2 separate regions of the Homo sapiens genome follow, and region 2 is linked to region 1. The links are chromatin contacts, found by Hi-C or POLR2A ChIA-PET in ENCODE. All regions are on one chromosome and are shown on one strand. The core of a region is the stretch at or near the end of the contact, and the rest is flanking DNA. Distances in the headings are between cores, read along the strand shown. Region 1 has its middle 17 kb from the start of MYL12BP2. Region 2 overlaps LINC02427 (long intergenic non-protein coding RNA 2427).

Region 1 (2,700 bases), core at 4-2,503:
GTCCTGTTAAAAAGAGGGCTGAGAGGGGCCTTCTAAAGTTTGGTCACTGAGACTGTCTTTGTCAAGGGCCCTTCCTATGTAGTATTTATGACGGTATTTTGTCTGGCATTAATAGAGTTAATATTGTGTGCCTTTCACAGCAAATCAAAAAATATCAGAGCATTTAAGAGTATCAAGATATCATGTTGACCTTGGAACTGATAGCTTGAAGCAAAAAAATAAAAAAATTGCTGCTTAATTCCTCTGATAAGCTCTTGAAATAACTGAACTCTAACCCTGGTAACCGTCACCTACTTCACAAGGTTGATGGAAGGCACAGGTAAGAAGAGAAAGCCATAACTGTTTGAAGATGGGCAGATTCTGACCAAGACTCCAGACTGTAAGGCCAGGAAAGAGAGAGGGCTTTCCTAAGTCTTGAGCCCAGGTGTATGCCTGGATCCCCAGTCTGGGCTCTGGCAAGAGACAATCAAAGATCCCAGCAAAAATATTACACTGTTCCAATTCATGGTTAAAAATGTTGGCATAGGTAGTGGTATTTATCTCTGGGTTTTTAATTGACAACCAGGAGCAGCGAGTTAATATTGAAGAGCCCTATTCAGGAATGAATATACACACTCCAGGGGTGGTCTGTTGGAATTTGAAAGACTATTAAGAGGCTCCTCCTTTGGGAGGCCGAGGCAGGCAGATCAGGAGGTCAGGAGATCGAGACCATCCTGGCTAACATGGTGAAAACCCATCTCTACTAAAAATACAAAGAATTAGCTTGGTGTGGTGGCACACGCCTGTATTCCCAGCTACTCGGGAGACTGAGGCAGGAGAATCGCTTGAACCTGGGAGGTGGAGGTTGCAGTGAGCCGAGATCATATCACTGCACTCCAGCCTGGGCGACAGAGCTGGACTCGGTCTCAAAAAAAAAAAAAAAAAAAGAAGAAGCAGCTCCTGCTCTAGAGAGTCAGCTATAAGAACTTCCTCTATCCTCAATGAACACCAACAGCTTTGCTATCTGGCATAATGGATTTTAGGAGTCATTTTCATTGGTGAAGTAAGAGTTGTTCAAAATATTATGGGCTGACTGGAAGCACTGTATCAGATTGCATCTCCTTGCATAAACAGGGTATTATGACCTAGAAAGCCTAGTGGATAATGTATGCCCTTCCAAATGCTGTCTCTGGTTTGGGATTTGAATCAGGACTTGTATCCACAGCTCATAGAAAGGTTCCTGCACCTGACCCTGACTAGACATGAAGCTAAATCATGCTGTTCGAGTACTGTCACATCTGCCTTAAGTGAATCTGTTATGTAAGGCACCTGTCAGTGTGCCAGCAGAACAAAGCACCAGTACTTGGTTGAGTTTACAGAACTGGTTGTACCACGTTTTTGAGCCTGCTGGCTTCTAAATGTTTATTTTATGGCCGAATTCCGTCTGAGACTTGCTTTCATTGTAACATACCACCTGGTATGAAGCTGAGGAGACCTATAGCCCTCACCTACATCTATTATGGGCCCACATACATGTGTTTGTGTTTCTTAGCTTAGGGAGGTTTCAGAAGCCCCGAGGCTGGAGTAAAGCATGGTTACGGACTCTTGTTGTAGCAGAAATGTTGCTTACTGTCTTTCTATGACCCTTTGTATTTCTGTGTATTGGTTCTTCACCACTAATAATAAACCGCCTCAGTTCTTTTCTTAGAAGGACGTTGAACACTAACTATACGGCATTGAGCTAGGGATGAATTAAAGGGGAGCTCCCTGGAACTCCAGGAACTGTTTTCAAAATGTGCCTGTTTGTGTTTATATGGTAACGTTTGGCTGAATCCATTTCACCTTCTGAGTAACACTTAAGGCAAAGCTGAAATTCTTGCTGTCAACAAAACCCCCAAGACTACAATTTCTACCCAGCCTCTTTCAAAAAGCATGGAAAACCTCCTCCATTCCAGCTTATTTTTGCATTGAGGCTGGTATTTCATTTGTTTGTTCTTTCGCTTTCTTTAAGCACCACTGCCCAGCAGTGTGGCGTGAGTACTGCTTGCTTTCTGCTCCCAGTCTCACTTTTTTTTTTTTTTTTTTTTGAGACAGAGTTTTGCTTTGTCACCCAGGCTAGAGTGCAGTGGTGTGATCTTGGCTCACTGCAGCCTCCACCTCCTGGGTTCAAGTGATTCTCCTGCCTCAGCCTCCTGAGTAGCAGGGATTACAGGTGTGCACCACCACACCCAGCTAATTTTTGCATTTTTTGTAGAGATGAGGTTTCACCATGTTGGTCAAGCTGGCCTCAAACTCCTGACTTCAGGTGATCTGCCTGCCTCAGCCTCCCAAAGTGTTGGGATTATGGGCGTGAGCCACCTCGCCTGGCCCCAGTCTCTCATCTTTGTACCACACATATAACTTTGGTTTTGTAAGTAAGAAAATGCTTACTCCTTGCTGTTGACTACACTGTGAGATTCCTTTTGAGAACCCCACAAATAAAGTCAATACAACCATCAGGAATCCTTAGACTCATTAAAATTCCAGACCCTGTAAAAACAATATTTCCTGTTGAATCTCAACATGAACAAAGAGTGATCAACTGAGAGTCAAACGTGACTGTGGGATGAGTGAGTTTGGACATTAACCACATGATGTGTAGAGGAGGCACATCTCTTGTTGACACTCGCTTGTCCATGTGACACTTCTGCTTTCCTGACACGCACTCATGGATACCACGAG
Region 2 (2,700 bases), core at 201-2,700, 180 kb before region 1:
CTTCTGCCTCAACCTCCCTAGTAGCTGGGATTATAGGCATGCACCAGCACGCCTGGCTAATTTTTGTATTTTTAGTAGAGATGGGGTTTCACTATGTCGGTCAGGCTGGTCTTGGACTCCTGACCTCACGTGATCTACCCATCTCAGCTTCCCAAAGTGCTGAGATTACAGGCATGAGCCACCGTGCCCAGCCAAGCTTGATTTTTAGCTTTGCCATATACTGATTGTGTGATCTTAGGGAAGTTATTTAACCCCTGCAGCCATGTTTATTTATCCGTAAAATGCACATGATAACAATAGTGCCCATCTGTGGTGCGCCTACTACAGTGTCTACAGAAGAGGCTATTATATTGTTGGAGTTGTGTCTATGGGGTAAAAGTGATAGGATGTGGTGATTGATTGGATCTTGAGTGTAAGGGAGTAGAAGGGGGCAAGGGTGATTCACAGGTCCTGACTTGGGTGATTGAGTGCCACCAACTGACATACAAATTTGGAGGAAAGACAATGAGTTCATGTATAAACATGCTGAGATGAAAGAGCTGCTCTGAGGGACATCTCGGTGAACCTTCCACAGAGAGTTGCATAGAGATGTCCAGAGCTGAGTTTAAAGTGAAAGGCCCATTTTGATTGAACTTTTAAAGCAAACACATTTTAAAAATCACAATATAGAAATTTAGTTGTATTTTTAATTCAGGCTCGTGTTGAATATGTCTCTCGGGGGTTCCCAATGATAGTCCAATGGTTAATTTTATTGGGCTGATATCCATGCCAATTATTAGTGACTGGAATGTGGTAGGCGCTGAACAAATATTTGCTGAATAACTCTGTTGAATATTTCCTATTTTCAAAGTTTTGGAAACTTCTGGATTCCCTGGACTCTGGCTGGGAATTCAAGACAATATCTTATTGACAATATCTTAGGTGGGCTTAAGATGCAAACTCTGTGAAATGGCTGCATGACTGGAGACCACTTTAAATTCATGCTGTCTGATGGGAGGATGGGAGGAGTTGGTGCTACTTGCTACTTGATTCAGTGACTTTGCACCAGGCTGCTGGTTCCTCTTGTCCATTCTTCAGAAAGTTTCCCCGAAATCCAGCTGCAATCCTCCTTCTGCAGTCATTCCATTTTTATATCACACGAGTAGTTGGAACCATGCAGGAAAGCTCTAAACCGTCTCTGAAAATTGGTTTCTTGAGTTTCTTTTGTGACTTTGCAACAGGGCCTGGAAGTGTCACAGGGAGAATAAGCTTGAGCTTCTCTGCTTCATGGCAGGAAGCCATTTCAGCTCATTGTTACCAGCTCAATCCGGCCTGGGCACCAAAGTATTGTGTTCCTAATCATGCAGAAGCCTGTGCATTCAATTAAAATGTTGTGTGGCTTTCTGAAAACCACCAGTTAGGATGACTGCATTCCCTTAACTCAATTGGGCCTGATGGCACATGTCCTAATACTTGCTGTTGTCTCTTATTAGCAGTTATTCCTCATCACCCAGCATCCAAGAAAACAGTTCTTACTCTGGCCATTATTTCTTCTGTGGACCCTTAATTCTCACTGTGTGTTTTCACAGCGTCCTGTGCACAGAGCATGTTGGGTTTGAATGTCATGGTTATTGAGCAAATTTGAAAATAAGTGGGTTTGTAGGAGTCAGAGCGAGAGGAGTAGCTGGTCTGGTGACAGGAGTGGGAAGTTAACGGACTGCAGGAGGGATGAGTCACAGCTGCTCTGAGCTTCAGAAACAGCTCAGCCTGGCCAGCTGCGGGAACTTGCTTCGCCATTTCAGCAAGCGAATCTGTCCATCCTCCTTCTAGTGGGGTGGTACAGGAATGAGTTGGGAAGTCCTGAATAGGAAATTCCACATTTAGAAAATGTACCTTAACATCTCAGTTCCACTCAGGGACAATCTTTGAGGACTAGTCATTAGGCTGAGCTCACAGGGGGGACCTGGGGGAGGAGCTGCCAGGATGGTGTAGGCATATGCATACACAGAATCTCACCCTTTTTTGGGAGAGTTGCACAGAAGGATCTGCTGATATTGCATATTCAAAACTAGGACATTCCTGATGCTTCGTCATTTTCTCAATTCAAACAAGCAAAAGTTCACATGTACACGCTTGCACCACCCCCTTAAATGTGTTAGGAGGAAAGAGTTCATAATAAAAAGAAGCTAAAAAAAGAGGCATAAGCAATGTGGTTGGGTTTCATCCGTACCACCCTAAGATGAGTGATGTCACTGGAAAGAAGCTCAGAGATGTCAGAGATGTAAAGAAGAGAAGAGAAGAGAAGAGAAGTAGTGTCAGACTGGAGCAACCATTCAGTATGTCAAGGACATCTTTAGGCAGAAATTGTCCAGAGAGACTCCTGGATGTCACAGCTGCCTGAAGGACTCTCTGGTCTGTGATCTAGGTGAGGCTGTCTGGTTAGGTTCAAAGGAGGAGAGTGCATGGAGGAATGTTCTCTTCCCCTTCTCCATGGCTCTTCATCCTTCATCTTCTTAGTGTACCTTACAAGGATCTTAAATGATCACTCCCTTCCTGTTCGAAGGGCTTTATTGTAAAAGTCCCTTCAGCTCTTGGGCAAATGAAGTGCGATGAGGATTCCCTACAGATGCCTCCGAGTTACAGCTCTGAGTTAAGACATTTACTGTTGGGGTCCTGGTGTCCAACTCTGGGAAACTGCAGGCTTCAGTCCCACCTTGTCTC

Evidence for each region. Hi-C counts contacts between places; a loop is a spot of excess contacts on that map. ChIA-PET counts read pairs that join two places held with the same protein, here RNA polymerase II (POLR2A). Pooled maps may share reads with other maps.
Region 2: a loop to region 1 is called in a map with no recorded cell type, with 6 times the contacts of the local background. The contact joins two enhancer-like sites. A Hi-C loop is called at or near these places in 9 of 37 single-sample maps with no recorded cell type and 6 of 50 pooled maps. POLR2A ChIA-PET finds 5 or more read pairs at or near these places in 5 of 52 experiments (GM12878, activated B cell, activated CD8-positive, alpha-beta memory T cell and 2 more).

What each region holds. Positions count from the first base shown.
Region 1 is chr4:184,330,189-184,332,888 of GRCh38, reverse strand. No RefSeq gene overlaps it. Among named protein-coding and RNA genes, the nearest start is that of MYL12BP2, 17 kb to the right of the region's middle. Within about 2 kb of position 1,253, at least 20 of the 41 ENCODE cell types and tissues checked have a DNase peak (open chromatin) inside an H3K27ac peak, as active enhancers do; they include GM12878, where a contact is called at or near this core.
Region 2 is chr4:184,513,506-184,516,205 of GRCh38, reverse strand. All of the region lies in intron 1 of LINC02427 (long intergenic non-protein coding RNA 2427), which reads left to right. Among named protein-coding and RNA genes, the nearest start is that of LINC02427, 23 kb to the left of the region's middle. RefSeq lists enhancers at 1,529-1,688, 1,699-1,768, 1,819-1,908. Within about 2 kb of position 1,450, at least 19 of the 41 ENCODE cell types and tissues checked have a DNase peak (open chromatin) inside an H3K27ac peak, as active enhancers do; they include GM12878, where a contact is called at or near this core.